Regions from separate parts of the Homo sapiens genome. Here regions 2 and 3 are each linked to region 1. A link is a contact called in ENCODE Hi-C or POLR2A ChIA-PET data. All regions are on one chromosome and are shown on one strand. Each heading gives the region's core, a stretch centred on a gene start or an enhancer-like site at or near the end of the contact. The rest is flanking DNA. Distances are from core to core; before and after follow the strand shown.

Region 1 (4,838 bases), core at 1,118-3,617:
TTGGGGCTCCCCTGTGGCCCCGCATCATTTAGCATGTCCTTCGCTCTCTGCCCGGGATGGGAGAGTTTCACAGTCACAGAGGAACCACAAAGACTCTGCAGAAGATGAGTCAGCGGCTATGATACTTTTCACTTCACAATTAATACATCAGACACCTGCCATCAACATAACCATTCCAGCTTTTATGCCTGACATTTCTGGGACTATTCTTTCCAGAGGAACTTTCTCTTGAGAATTAATCAGTATTAACAAAAATTGCAATGAAAGGAAAGAGAAATAAGCACTGGGCTAGGTGCTGTGGGTTGTCTGATTGGTCCTGCTTTGGAAGCACCCTCATTGTGGCTGGGGGAGCATCAAGACACCCTGACAAGCTGTGATCTGTGCTTATGGGCCAGTGAGGCAGATGACGGGAGCTGTTGGACTCCACTGTGCTGGCTAAATCTTTTCAAACTGCTGAAAATCCTTATTAAACATCTAAAGCTTTCAAAATCGGAAAATGATCCTTGAATGTCTCCACACATCACTGACATATTCATTAGTGGAAAATGGGGTCAGACAGCAATGTCCAGAGGCCAGCTGACCCACGGACTGACAGATAGCTGTGCAGATGTTGAATAATTACTTCCTACGAGCCCTGGTCAGGACTCACACTTGCACGATCCAAGCAGCAGAACCACTGGCATTAGAGTGCCTGGAAACAGACCTGCAGGCGCACCAGGAGGAATCCCCCTGCCCGCCACAGAGGGCACCTTTCCAGGTAAGAGTCTGCAGCTCTGATGAATAGTACTTGTCAATTAACACACCAGTCACCCATCACCACTATAATGACCCCAGCCTCAGCCTCCGTGCCAGACGGTGCAGGGATTCTTTGGACTTATCTACCGCAAAATCACACTGTAATGTTTGTCCATTGCTTTGAAGATCAGAGATGGCCTGGAGAGACTGGTGATGGAGGACCGTATTCACAAACCACAGCAGCTTCCAATCCTCTGTCCAGGAGAGCAGAGGGGAGCACCCCTGTGGGACAAACAACAGGGGGGCTTGAGTGTGAGGGCTCGGGAGAATAAGTGCCATCCCCCAGTCAAGATGAGGACTTTCCCAACACTGAAGACAGACACAGCAGATTACTTCAAAAACCTCAGAGCAAGTTTACAGCAAATATCTCAGACATAAGAAAGGTACAATTAAGGGCTAAATTGCATTCTGCCAACATTCATATGTGGAGGTCCTGACCCCTAACACCTCAGAATGTGAACTTATTTGGAGACAGGGTCTTTAAAGAGGTGACTAAGTTCAAATGAGGGCATTAGAGTGGGCCCTGATCCAATATGTCTGGTGTCCTTATAAGAAGAAATGAGGACACAGACACACACAGAGGGACAGCCTGTGAGGAAACGAGGAGAAGTACCTGTCTACAAGCCAAGGAGAGAGGCCTCAAGAGAGACCAGCCTCAATGGTGGCTTGACCTCAGACTCGCAGCCTCCAGGACTATGAGGGCATCTGTGGCTGTCGTTGAAGCCGCTCAGCTGTGGGACTTTGTTATGGCCGCCCCAGGAAATGAACACAGGGACGTAGTGATGCAACCCCCAGATGGCAGCTATGTCCTTTTAAGAACCAGGGAGAATTCAAACACATCTGTTTCATGGTGTAAGTTACTGTCAAGAGGCTCTCTTAAGTCAAAGAGAAAAATGGAAATGTGAAAATGCTAAGCTCTTTTCTTTCTCCTTCCGTCACCCATGTTCACAGCATAATCTTGATTGTATTTCATTTGAAAGACTAGCAAAATGCACTCCGTTTCTCTCTGTAAACCTCACAGATGTCATCAGTTGATAGCAAAGCCCTACTGTCTGCAGAGCGAGCCGCAGGGAGGCTGTGGGTGCCCTCGCCTTGCCCTCAGGAAGGGGAAACCAACCAATATTTCCTGTGCTAATGTGGGGCTATGAATTGTGCCTCACTGCTCTGAGCATGTTAATTTGAAGAGGAAACTGTCGATTGTTCCAATGAGACTATCTATATTCTTGGTCTACTTAGGATCAACTCAAGTGTGCATTTCCTATCTAATGGCATCTGACAGCTTGAGAAGATGCAAAGTAAATTGGCCTGGACCTGCCATAGTTTATAGATGGAGACAGGGCAGGTAATAGTGTGAGAAGATCATGTGTAACGCAGATGCTGAGATGCAGAAGAAAAGATGCCCTTCCTGGCTCTGGACGGGTCTCGGTGGAGGAGTGGGAGCTACTGCTGGTTTTATGAGAATGTGGGGACTTGAGACCTCTATGGGAGAAATGCAAACATTTGCAAATGGGCTGGATAAATAGAAACATGCCCTGTGCATGGCTGAGAACAGTAAACTGTGGTGGTGTGTCAGTTCCTCCCAGAGTGGATCAAAGGGGATGGTGTATTAGTCAGGGTTCCCCACAGACAGAGACAGAGACAAAGACAGAGAGACAGAGAGTGACCGAGAGAGAAAGAGAGAGAGAGATCTAGTTGAAGGAATTGGTTCAAGACTGTGAGCCTGGCAAGTGCACAATTTGCAGGGCAGGCTGGCAGATGGGAGACCCTGGGAAGAGTTGAGGTTACAGCTCAAGTCCAAAGGTGGTCTGGAGGCAGGATTTCCCCTTCCTCATGGGACCCCAGTTCGTTTCCTCTTAAGGCCTTCAACTGGTTGGATGAGACCCACTCACAGTGATGTGTCGAGACATTCAAGGACCATTTTCTGATTTAAAAAGCTTTAAATGTTTTTAATAAGGACTTTCAGCTATTTAAAAAGATTGAGCCAGCACCATGGAGTCCAACAGCCCCATCATCTGAAGGGTGGTCTCTGCTTTACTCAGCCTAGTGACTTAAATGTTAATCTCATTCTAAAAAAATACCTTCACAGTGACATCTAAAATAACATTTGACCCAATACCTGGGTACTGTGGCCTAGCCACGTTGACATGTAAAATTACCCATCATAGACGGTGATCATTGTAATAAAACAAACACATCATCCACACTTCCTGAGTCCTGAGCACTTTGCACACGCTACTTCATTTTGTGCTCATGGGAACCTTTCTGCTGAGGTTGTCCCGGACATTCTCAAGTACATACATGACCAGATGCTGGGTCTCCATGGCAACAACATGGTCTCACTTCTGTTCAAGCCGTGCTTTCCTTCCCCTGCAGGATGTACACCTTCAGTCTAGCCACAGACCTGAACTCCAGAAAGGATGGTGAAGCCAGCAGCAGATGCAGCGGGGAATTTCTTCCACAAACGGCAAGGAGTCTTAGCAGCTTACAGGCCTTGCAGGTAATAGAACATTCCCTTTTTTCTTTTAAGTAAACTAAGCAAAACTACACTTTGTATTAACTTCACGGTGGACACAGCTTCGTAGGTGTAGCTTTTGTTCCATAGACACATCCTCCCTGCCCTAGAGCGTGGTCAGCAAGGGGGCCTCCCAGGTCTGAGGGTGCCGGGGGTCCTGCCCTGGTCTGTCTGCTCTGGGCAGACAGGGAGCCACCCCTTCATGGCAGAGTGCCCCACCTTGAGCTCCTCAAGGCAGCTGAATCCCGAGTTCTCATCCCATTCCCTCATTCATGAGCCAAGAGGTCCCCAAGACGTCACCTGCCCCGGTGCCTTGGCCCCTCATCTTTTGAGGCAAAACTCTCCATAACCTGGGGGTCAGCAGACTCAGGCCAGGGTCCAGGGCACAGCAGGGCACCCCGAGCTGGCCACCCTCATGGGGCACATCCAGGAGTGCAGGCTGCCAGGCAGGGACACCAAGGAGCAGGCAGCCCCTCCCTGAACGCAAACAAGTGACATCACATCCCTGATCCCTGTCCTGTGATCTGAAGCTTCACACTCCTTACAGAGGAGCCCTCAGGAAGGGGCTGTACCTGCTGCTGGCCTTTGTCTGGTTGCCACAGTAGTGAAAATGCCTCTCTGTCCTTGTTCTTCCCAAATTCGTCCGCCTGTGCCCTGCCATGTGCCGCACACGTTACTTTAGGATCTCTCATCCTTGCTATCCCCAATCGACACAGGAGGCGCTATTCCTGCCCCCTACCCATTTTACAGATCTGAAAACTGGGGCTCATGGAGGCTAGGAAGCTTGTCGGAGAGCACACAGACTCCTAACCACCCTCCCATCAGATTGTTGGAAGGATTATGTGAGATGGGCCATCCAGTGCCCACCACGGCCAGGCCCCTGGTGCGGAGAAACTATTGTGCCCAGAGGGTGGGGTCACAGTAGCCAGGCTTATTCCCTAGTCCCCAGGGCCCATCCTGGTGCCTGGTCCATAAATCTCCAGAACAACCAAAGGAAGGCTCTGCCGGGACTTGTCAGTGGCTCACCCTAAGGTCAACGCTCACCCTCTGTTACGGATTGAATTGTGTGCCTCCAAAATTCCTATCTCGAAGTCCTAACCCCCAGTCTCACTGAATGTGATTGTATTTGTAGACAAGGCCTTTAAAGAGGTATTTAAGGTTAAATGAGGCAACACAGGTGATGCAATCTGATCCAATCTGACTGCTGCCCTTATAAGAAGAGGGGATGAGGAAACAGACACACAAGAGGGATGGCCCTGTGAGGACACAGGGAGGGGACACCACCGGCAAGCCCCAGAGAGAGGCCTCAAAAGGAACCAGCCCTGGCAACACCATCATCTCTGACCTCCAGCCTCCAGGACTGTGGGAGAGTAAACTTCTGCTGTGGAAGCTAAACAGTCAACCCACACGCAGCGTCCCTGTCGCCATTTGCACCTCCTGGCAGCTGGTGCAAATCAGCCCAAAGCTAAGTGGCCTTGGCAGGTCTTTGCAGCCTTGGTGGCTAGGTGAGGAGGCCTTTTCTTGAGAAATC
Region 2 (4,838 bases), core at 632-3,131, 500 kb before region 1:
ATGATTTGGGCAACCAAAGTCTCACTGGGCTTATTGTAATTATTAGAGATCCGTAAGTCTCTCTCTATAAAATTATAGAGATGTGTAAAATTATATATATGTCTTTATTCTTATGTCTATTATGAAAACATGGAATAATGGTAATACTAATTTTTTAACTTATAAAAATAATAAGGGGGTTCTTTTTAAATCAACTTTGTCAAAAACTGAAAAGAGGAATGCCCCACGGCAGCCACTCAGCTGTGTTTCCAAGCTGCAACCAGCGCTGGATTCGGAACCAGAACTACTTTTCTCCTCTCAGATGCCACCTGCCTTATCATATCCGTCAACAACACCCTGCCTCATTCAAATGCCCGAAAGAGGCAACCCCTGAGTTTATTATAAATGTATGTGTGTGTGTGTAGTGTGTGTGTGTAATGTGTAGTGTGTGTGATCATTTCCTACATAGAAAATCCTATATGAAAGGTTACAGTTTGAAAATTATGACATGAATGATAATTAATAAAAACATGAACGTTACAGCCCTCTGACTCACACCATGCTCACTCTTCACATTTCTGAGAACTGTGACGGGTCTCATAACTTGCAAAGTCTACACATCTTTACCTGTAAATGGAAAGGGGAGAGCCGCATGTCGTACAGCCGGCATCCAGCACCCAAGGCAGGCGTCTCGCTGACCAAGAACTGAATAGCCTGGCCCACCACGTGACAGACCACCACCTGGAGGAGGCACAGGTAAGGGAGAAAACTGTATCCAAAACAAAGGACAGCGCGTGCATACGCATCTTCTTCTTCTTCTTTTTTTTTTTTTGAGACAAGGTCTCACTCTGTCGCCCAGGCTGGAGTGCAGTGGCGCGATCTCAGCTCACTGCAACCTCCACCTCCCCAGCTCAGGCGATCTTCCCACCTCAGCCTCCTGAGTACATGAAACTACAGGGGTGTGCCCCCACACCCACCTAATTTTTGTTTTTGTCTTTTTTGTAAAGATGGGCTCTACCTGTATTACTGAGGCTGGTTTTGAACTCCTGAGCTCAAACAATCTTCCCACCTTGGCCTCCCAAAGTGCTGGGATTGCAGGCATGAGCCACTGTGCTCAGCTGCCATAGGCATCTTTTTTTTTTTTTTTTGAGACGGAGTCTCACTCTGTCACCCAGGCTGAAGTGCAGTGGAGCAATCTCGGCTCACTGCAACCTCCGCCTCCCTGGTTCAAGTGATTCTCCCACCTCAGCCTCCCAAGTAGCTGGGATTACAGGTGTGTGCCACCATGGCCAGCAAATTTTTGTATTTTTAGTAGAGACAAAGTTTCACCATGTTGGCCAGGCCAGTCTCGAACTCCTGGCCTCAGCTGATCTACCCACCTCAGCCTCCCAAAGTGCTGGGATTACAGGTGTGAGCCACCACGCCTGGCCTAGGCATCTTTATATCAAAATAATCTGGACTTTATATGTTAGCAAGGATACAAATTTAGAGTTTCAAAGTTGGATAAATATTCAGATTAAAACCTTTTCTATAATATAGTTTGAAAACCAGAAACAATGTTTCAAATCTTTGCTTCCTGATGACTTTCTTAGCAGCTAAAGTCTTGACCAAATCTAGTTATCATGCGCTTTCCACATGTAATACAGTCTTTTTCCTTTTTTTTTTTTTGGAGATGGAGTTTCACTCTGTCGCCCAGGTTGGAGTGCAGTGGCACAATCTTAGCTCACTGCAACCTCCGCCTCCCGGGTTCACACGATTCTCCTGCCTCAAACTCCCGAGTGGCTGGGTTTACAGGCGTGTGCTACTACTCCCGGCTAATTTTTTGTGTTTTTAGTAGAGACGGGGTTTCACCATTAGCCAGGAGGGTCTCGATCTCCTCACCTCGTGATCCGCCCACCTCGGCCTTCCAAAGTGCTAGGATTACAGGCATGAGCCACCGTGCCCGGCCAACAAAGTCTTTTTCTTTAAATATCATCTTGTTCTATTTCTCCACAATAGCTGATTTTTAATTCCCCAAATGTTTCCACATTCATACACAGTCAAAGCCATTAGCCAAGTTCTTTTGCTAAAAATGAGTCTTAAAGAGAAAGTAAGTTATAGATGTTAGAAGTAAAAAAAGTTTTCTTAAATTACCCAGAACACAATGGGTTGCTTCCACCTAAATAATTTCGAGGCGATCATGGTTTTCAAAAAGGTGGGAGTAATTGGAAAAACATACAAAGTATCAAACAATTATAAAATTATGCAGCCGTACCAAAACCAGAATTATAAAATGAGCTCGTTGAAGAAACTGTCAGACAGAGAAAGATAATAACCTCAGGAATAAACCAAACTGTGGTTTCCTGACATAAATCATAATCATACAGTATTAAGAGGGGTGCTTTTCACAGCTACCATGGCACAGAGAGAGATCTAGTTTCTGCCACAGATTCCTCTACAGAAGCTGATGTAGAATGAGAGGTCAGACCCCTCCCCGCTCCCCTCCCGGGGGCAGAGGGCCAAGCAGACACGTGTGGGATAATTACCAGGCCAGGTGCCAGGTGTGTACTGGCCAGGAGGAGGAGAGGGGAGGCCAGGGGCACAGTGGGCTGGACCACAGGGCAGGCACAAGGGGGTTCCGTAGGTGGCCAGTGTTTGGCCAAAAAGCAAAGCTACCAGGAGCTGAGGGTAAGTCAGACTGACCTCCTCATTCCCAAAAGAACCACTGACTCCACTGCAGGGAGTCACAGGACAGGAAGAGAAAATTCTTTAATTCTCTGGTGGATTTATCAGAATCTAAAATACCAAATGGAAAGATTATCAAAATAATTACTCAGTCAGGGCCTGCTATTCCCCCAAGTTCAGGGCTAGGACATTCCCCTGTACTTTCTCATCTGCTGGCTCCTGGCCGCAGCCAAGCCCTGGGTCCAGCTCTTCCCACCAGTGGCCCATCCCACTCTGGAACAAAAACGGAACCTGGGCACTAAGGCCCGGGCAGGGGTCAACATCCAATATCCACAACCAAATACCTCAATGCCACAGAGCTAGAAAAAGAAAATCCTGCCTTCTCTCAATATTGGCAGAAAGTCGTGCAACTCTTTCTACCGGTTCTTATAACGCCACGTTCAGAAGACTGATACACATGAGTTAATTACATATTTCCATCATCTCCAGAGTTCACAAAGGGCCAGAACAAAAAAATGTTTGTATAAGAAATGTTGTCTATTCATGTTAAAAATAAATGATCTATAAACAGTCCTTTACGGAGGAACATGCTTTGTGGCCAGATGAGTTACACGCACCAATGGCATGACACTGAGAAAATTCCCTGTCCTTGGTCTCAACAGCCCACTCCTTTTACTGCTTAAAGTAAAAAATAAAAAATAAAAATAAATTTAAAAACCCAACCCTGACTCTGAGCACTGCATAATTCCTCTGGAGCCTTCTCTACTAAGCTAATCAGCATTGTACCAAGAAAACAGACTCAGAGCCTCAACCCGAGCAAGAAAGAATTTCATTTTCTTTCGTATCCAGTTCTGCAGAAAGCTTCCCACCACGCACTCCCTGATACACAGAGAACCAAGCACTTGATTAAAAGCAAGCAAATAAATAAGTAAATAGATAAAAAGACTTTAAAACTTCTAGAATGCGGGACTCCAAAGCTCATAAGTAATCACTGAAGCCCCATCACTAAGGTAATGTAATCTCTACATTCTACTCTAGGACAGAATGTGTGATGTCTTTTCATAGTAACCCCCTGGCGTGTCTTCCCCAACCCTAGGGCTTCGCTACCCTCTAAATAAAACCTACAGTGCAGACCAAGCCTTTCTTAGCCTCCCCTCAGAATTTGGCTAGAAAAGTTAATTAAAGAAACAATTTAGGCCGAGTGTGGTGGCTCACGCCTGTAATCCCAGTGCTTTGGGAGGCTGAGGCAGGAGGACTGCTTGAGTCCAGGAGTTCAAGACTAGCCTGGGCAACATAGCAAGACTCCATCTCTTAAAAAAAAAAAAATTAGCCAAGCATGGTGGTGTGCACCTGTAGTCCCAGCTACTCAGAAGGGTAAAGTGAGAGGATCACTTGAGCCCAAGGGTTTGAGGCTGCAGTGAGCCGTGATTGTGCCACTGCGTTCCAGCAGAAAGAAACATTCTGAACCTGCCTCAAATTTTTACATGGCCAAACAAAATACTGCTCCTGCTCCACTTGGAGGGATAAACATTAGGGCCAAGTCCTCTTCCAGCGCCAGCCCCTGCCTCTGCCACCCTAACAAATAATGCCCCATTTGCCAAATGGACGGGGACAAAATGGAGAGGAGATTTTAAAAACAAGTAATCTTCTTTTAGTGTATTAAGGTGTTATCCACAATGGGGATTAAATTCTCCCAACCCATGCCAACAGTGGCAGGGCCCCCACGGGCTGAAAGGGGTTCCTCGCATCACAGCAGAAGTCAGGATCGCCTGACACAGGTAAGCAGCTCCTCCTCTCTAGTTAGCCTTCCTAAGTGGCCAGATGTCAAGGGTTAACATCTACCTAAATACCCACGAGTGGGTAGAGACCCTGATTTTGACCCTAGATCCTCCCTCCCACAATCAGCCATGGTCATGAGAGCCTCTTCTTAGCTTTCCAAGTGAGCTCTTCGGGGAATTCCAGTTCTATTCAATTGACAGACTGGGCCCTGAGTGTTTCCCTCTGAAACAGTCTGCTATTAATACAGGATTTTAAAAAGTTAAATAGAAGCAATTATTTGGCATAGGCGGCAGTGACAGTGAACTCCTCAGAGGACAGGAGTGAACCCCCAGCCCCAGGGAAGAACTCCACAGAGCCCAGGTCTGCATCTGCAGGAGCGAGCTCCCTCGACAACAACCAACCATCCCCCAACCTGC
Region 3 (4,838 bases), core at 1,248-3,747, 260 kb before region 1:
CACAGCCACGGATTCTGTAGGCGGACTTGTCAGGACAGAGTGGAGTGAGGGTGAGTGAGGGGCAGATTCAGATGGCTGTTCAGGGGCGAGTGTGGGGAGACTCGTGGCTGTGCGGGGGTGAGTCGGGGGAGACTTGTGTGGCTGTGCAGGGGTGAATGGGGGGAGACACATGGCTGGGCAGCAGTGAGTGGGGGGAGGCTTGCATGGCTGTGCAGGGGTAAGTTGGGGAAGACTCCCATGGCTGTGCAGGGGTGAGTTGGGGGAGACTTGCACGGCTGGGCAGTGGTGAGTAGGGGGAGACTCGCATGGCTGTGCAGGGGTGAGCTGGGGAGAGACTCACTTTGCTGTGCAGGGATAAGTGAGGAGGAGACTCAAATGTCTGGGCAGGAGTGAGTGAGCGGTGACTCACATGGCTGGGCAGGGGTGTGTGAGAGAGGGAGACTCACGTGGCTGGGCAGGGGTGAGTGAGGAGGAGACTCACAAGGCTGGGCAGGGGTTAGTAGGGGGTGACTCCTATGGCTGGGCAGAGGTGAGTGGGGAGAGGCTCCCATCGCCGGGCAGGGATGAGTGAGGGGAGACTCATGGCTGTGCAGGGGTGAGTGAGAAAGGGAGACTCCCATGGCTGGGCAGGGGTGAGTTGGGGGAGACTCATGTGGCTGGGTAGGGGTGAGTGGGGGGAGACTCCTATGGCTGGGCAAGGGTGAGTGAGAGGAGACTCATAGGGCTGTGCAGGGATAAGTTGGGGGGAGACTTACGTGGCTGTGCAGGGGTGAGTCGGGGAGACTCGCATAGCTGTGCAGGGGTGAGTGGGAGGAGACTCACGTGGCTGTGCAGGGGTGAGTGGGGGAAGACTCGCATGGCTGTGCAGGGATAAGTGAGCAGGAGACTCACATGTCTGGGCAGGAGTAAGTGGGGTGACTCACATGGCTGGGCAGGGGTGTGTGAGAGAGGGAGACTCACATGGCTGGGTAGGGGTGAGTGAGGAGGAGACTCACATGTCTGTGCAGGGGTTAGTCGGGGGTGACTCCTACGGCTGGGCAGAGGTGAGTCGGGAGAGACTCCCATGGCTGGGCAGGGGTAAGTGAGAGGAGACTGACAGGGCTGTGCAGGGGTGAGTGAGAGAGGGAGACTCACATGGCTGGACAGGGGTGAGTTGGGGGAGACTCACACGGCTGGGTAGGGGTGAGTGGGGGGAGACTCCTATGGCTGGGCAGGGGTGAGTGAGAGGAGACTCACAGGGCTGTGCAGGGGTGTGTGAGAGAGGGAGACTCACATGGCTGGGCAGGAGCTAGTGAGGGTGAGACTGCATGGCTGGGCAGGGGTGGGTGAGGGATGAGGAATGGAGGCAAAGAGCAGATTGCTCCTTAGGGACCTGGGTTGCTAATGGTAAGAGGCTGCTGAGGAGGCTCCTGGTTGCAGAGAAGGGTTTGTTTTCGCCTTCTGCAAGATGGGCAGGTTTGTGGGCTGGAGGGCAGGAGGCGAAGACACAGCCTGGATGAGGGGGAGGAGGAGGGGCTTGGGAAGCAATGGGGAATGGGTCGCTGTGAGCAGAGGGCCCTGCCAGCTTCGGATGGAGGGGCAGTGGTGAAGGAGGGAACGTGAGTGGACAGATGTTAGGGCTCAGTGGGGGGTGCGGGGTGCAGGGTTGGGCCCGCTGGTGGAGTGGAAGTCGGTCATGAGGGATGTGCCAGGTGCCCAGTCCTCAGTGCGGTCAGAGGTGAGCCCCAGGTCAGAGTGCACGGCCTGGGGAGTGTGGTGAGTAGTTAATGGGTGCGAGCCTGTTGACTTCTGCCATTAAAATCTCTTTATTTTGAGATAATTATTATAAGAAGAGTCGATAAGATACACTGCACTCCAGCCTGGGCGACAGAGCAAGACTCCGTCTCAAAAAACAAAAAACAAACAAAAAAAAGAAGGGTAGATAAGATAGTAGTTATCAGAAATAATACAGAGAGCTCATGCGCCCACCTCCCATTGCCCGTGGTAGCATCCTGCCTGACTCGGGACTCTCTGCCCTGTGTTCTGGTCCCTGGGCTCTCCTCATGGTGGCCATGCCCCTGGCATTCCTGTCCTGGATTTCTAAGCCATCTTTGACCTAATTAGAAAGCCTGGCCTACCAACCTGCAGACCAGCTGGGAGAACCCTTAGCCCTGACCCAGTGTCTGGCATGGGCCTCTGGGTTTTAGAATGGGGCTAGTGATCAGAGGAGCTAGTCAAGGTCTTTGGTTGCAGGCCACAGAATATGGGCTGAGAATCCAAGAGGCCAGGGTATGTGGGAACTTGGAGCCGGGGGAATAGCTAAAGAACCAACCAAGAAAGAGCAGTTTCCAGGTAGCTCTGGGGATCCACGTAGTTGAGTCTGCAGGTCACTGCCCTGGGAGGAATTGCTTTTGACAGTTTCACCTCCATCCCTCCATCACCCTGATCTGGGTTTCAAACTAGAGTCTCCTTGGCCTGGCTTGTATCCCAGCCCCACACTTGGCCAGGAGGTGGAGCTCCTTGATTGACAACCTCTAAGCCTGCACACAGGGTCAAAGGCAGCCGTCCAAAGTCAGGCAACTGTGGCCAGAGGAAGGAGAAAGAAACAGACTAATTTGACCCCCAGATCTTGGTTCGATGTTGGGTCAAATTATGGCTGGCACCAGAGCCCAGAAGTTGCAAGGACACTCAAGTGAGAACGTTTGGGTGTAGAGGTGCAAGACAAGTGCATCTGAGAGTTCGAGTCCCAGTGTGGACGTGTCTGGCATTGTGTAGATAGGCAGACTGTGCTGAAACACGTGTAGATCAGTGGCAGAGAACAAAAAGACCTTTAGTTTTCTGGGAAACTGTACTTAAAACTAGTTATGCATCTTGCCGTCATGAAACAGAGTCACTTATTGCCAGTAATCTCCCTATGAGAGTCTACTCAAACTCAGATGGTTTATTTTTTATAACTTTAACCTGGGGACTATGATGTTTGTTTTACTTACTTGTGTGGAGAAATTATATTTACTCATGCTTTGTTCATTTATAGGAAATTGGACTTACTTCCCAACCATATTACATTAACCTATGGACTAACTTGTTTTAATAACCCAGCAGCAATATAAAAGAATGGCCATAGATTCTCTTTGAATAAGGAAAACATCTGTTTTTCTTCTTAAATAGAAAAAAACTCAGTAAGTCTATTAATGATGATTAAAGCTGATTTAAAATACACAGCAAGACTTTCAGTTTAAAAACAGTGTTCTAGGCTGGACGCAGTGGCTCACGCCTGTAATCCCAGCACTGTGTGAGGCCGATGGGGGCGGATCACCTGAGGTCAGGAGTTTGAGACCAGCCTGGCCAACATGGAGAAACCCCATCTCTACTAAAAATACAAAAATTAGCTGGGTGTGGTGGCACATGCCTGTAATCCCACCTACTCGGGAGGCTGAGGTAGGAGAATCACTTGAACCTGGGAGGCAGAGGTTGCAGTGAGCCTAGATCCCGTCACTGCACTCCAGCCTGGGAAACAGAGCAAGACTCCATCTCAAAAAAACAAACAAAAACAGTGGTCTAAGGGCAGAATTTCCCCCTTAACATCTAGGAAGACCCGCACACAACAAGAGGAATAAGAAACATGAGCTCTATCTGTAATGAAATCTGGGTGTACGTGAGACCTCAAGCCATGGAGGTGGAAGAGATATCAAAAGCAGCAGCTGGCCGGGCCCAGTGGCTAAAGCCTCTAATCCCAGCACTTTGGGAGGCCGAGGTGGGCGGATCACCTGAGGTCAGGAGTTCAAGACCAGCCTCCCCAACATGGTGAAACCCCATCTCTACTAAAAATACAAAAATTAGCCGGGCGTGGTGGCGGGCCCCTGTAATCCCCACTACTCGAGAGGCTGAGGCATGAGAATCGCTTGAACCCGGGAGTCAGAGGTTGCAGTGCGCCGAGATCACGCCACTGCACTCCAGCCTGGGCGAAGCAAGGGTGCAGGAAGAAATGGAGACAGAATCTTGCAGCCGCACATTTCAGAAAAGGCCATGGAGGATCGCATCACGAAGGCAAAAGCTGGTATGCAGCAGGGAGATGAGGTCCGTGCGCAGGCAGAGGGGCACCTGCACCTGTGTTGGTTCTGAGAAGTGGAGGATGTGTGGCTGAATGAAGAATTACCCAGCAAACCATACGACGAGGAAGCCGTGTGTTGATGTTGTACCTTTTCATTAGAAAAAGAGAAAGCGTCCCATGTACACGTACGAGAGAACCAAGATCAAACGCGTCAGGTCATTTAATATAAACGAGATAAACAGAAGAATCAAAAACTCAATCCCGTGCCTGTCCAGGAGAGAGTCCTAAAGCTCTGTGACTGAGAGAGCTTGTAAAATGAAACGATGGGCGAAGAACGGATGGACAGCCTCAAACAGAAACGAAGCTGGGTTTATATCCTTAATGTCAGGTAAGGCTGAGTTCAGGGAGAAACACACCAAGGAAGACCAGAATAGGTTCTTTAGAATAATAAAGAATGCAACTGACAACAGATATGTCCCAACTACAAATATTTATGTACCAAAAAGGTGCTTCACCATGCATAGGGTGAAAATTGTGGGAGATACAGTGAGGTACGTGTAGGGCCACGATACTAATAGGAGACTTTAAAGAAAATAACTGTTGTAATGTATTCAATTTCTTTTTGTATTTTCCCCAATATTTTACTATGAAAATGTTTTAAATACACAGAAAAGTTGAAAGAATTGTACAAGAAATGCCCACATGCCCTCCTCCTATGTCAGGGGTCAGCAAATTATAGCCCGTGGGCTAAAGCTCACCCACTACCCGTTATTATATGGGCTGCAAGCTAACAATGGTTTTTCTGTTC

What was found. A loop is a pair of places that touch in the nucleus more often than their neighbours do. ChIA-PET counts read pairs that join two places held with the same protein, here RNA polymerase II (POLR2A). Pooled maps may share reads with other maps.
Region 2: a map with no recorded cell type shows a loop between it and region 1 (4-fold over the local background). The contact joins two enhancer-like sites. A Hi-C loop is called at or near these places in 1 of 168 maps with a recorded cell type or tissue (endothelial cell of hepatic sinusoid), 3 of 37 single-sample maps with no recorded cell type and 6 of 50 pooled maps. POLR2A ChIA-PET finds 5 or more read pairs at or near these places in 1 of 52 experiments (OCI-LY7).
Region 3: a loop to region 1 is called in a map of DLD1, with 7 times the contacts of the local background. The contact joins two enhancer-like sites. A Hi-C loop is called at or near these places in 1 of 168 maps with a recorded cell type or tissue (DLD1) and 3 of 50 pooled maps. POLR2A ChIA-PET finds 5 or more read pairs at or near these places in 1 of 52 experiments (CD8-positive, alpha-beta memory T cell).

Annotation. Positions count from the first base shown.
Region 1 is chr21:42,423,529-42,428,366 of GRCh38, forward strand. UBASH3A (ubiquitin associated and SH3 domain containing A) reads left to right here. Exons shown (of 15, transcript NM_018961.4): 8 at 3,169-3,292. Among named protein-coding and RNA genes, the nearest start is that of UBASH3A, 22 kb to the left of the region's middle. Within about 2 kb of position 2,368, at least 6 of the 41 ENCODE cell types and tissues checked have a DNase peak (open chromatin) inside an H3K27ac peak, as active enhancers do.
Region 2 is chr21:41,921,366-41,926,203 of GRCh38, forward strand. C2CD2 (C2 calcium dependent domain containing 2) reads right to left here. Exons shown (of 14, transcript NM_015500.2): 3 at 607-720. Among named protein-coding and RNA genes, the nearest start is that of SNORA91, 24 kb to the right of the region's middle. Within about 2 kb of position 1,882, at least 6 of the 41 ENCODE cell types and tissues checked have a DNase peak (open chromatin) inside an H3K27ac peak, as active enhancers do.
Region 3 is chr21:42,162,099-42,166,936 of GRCh38, forward strand. No RefSeq gene overlaps it. Among named protein-coding and RNA genes, the nearest start is that of ABCG1, 55 kb to the right of the region's middle. Within about 2 kb of position 2,498, at least 5 of the 41 ENCODE cell types and tissues checked have a DNase peak (open chromatin) inside an H3K27ac peak, as active enhancers do.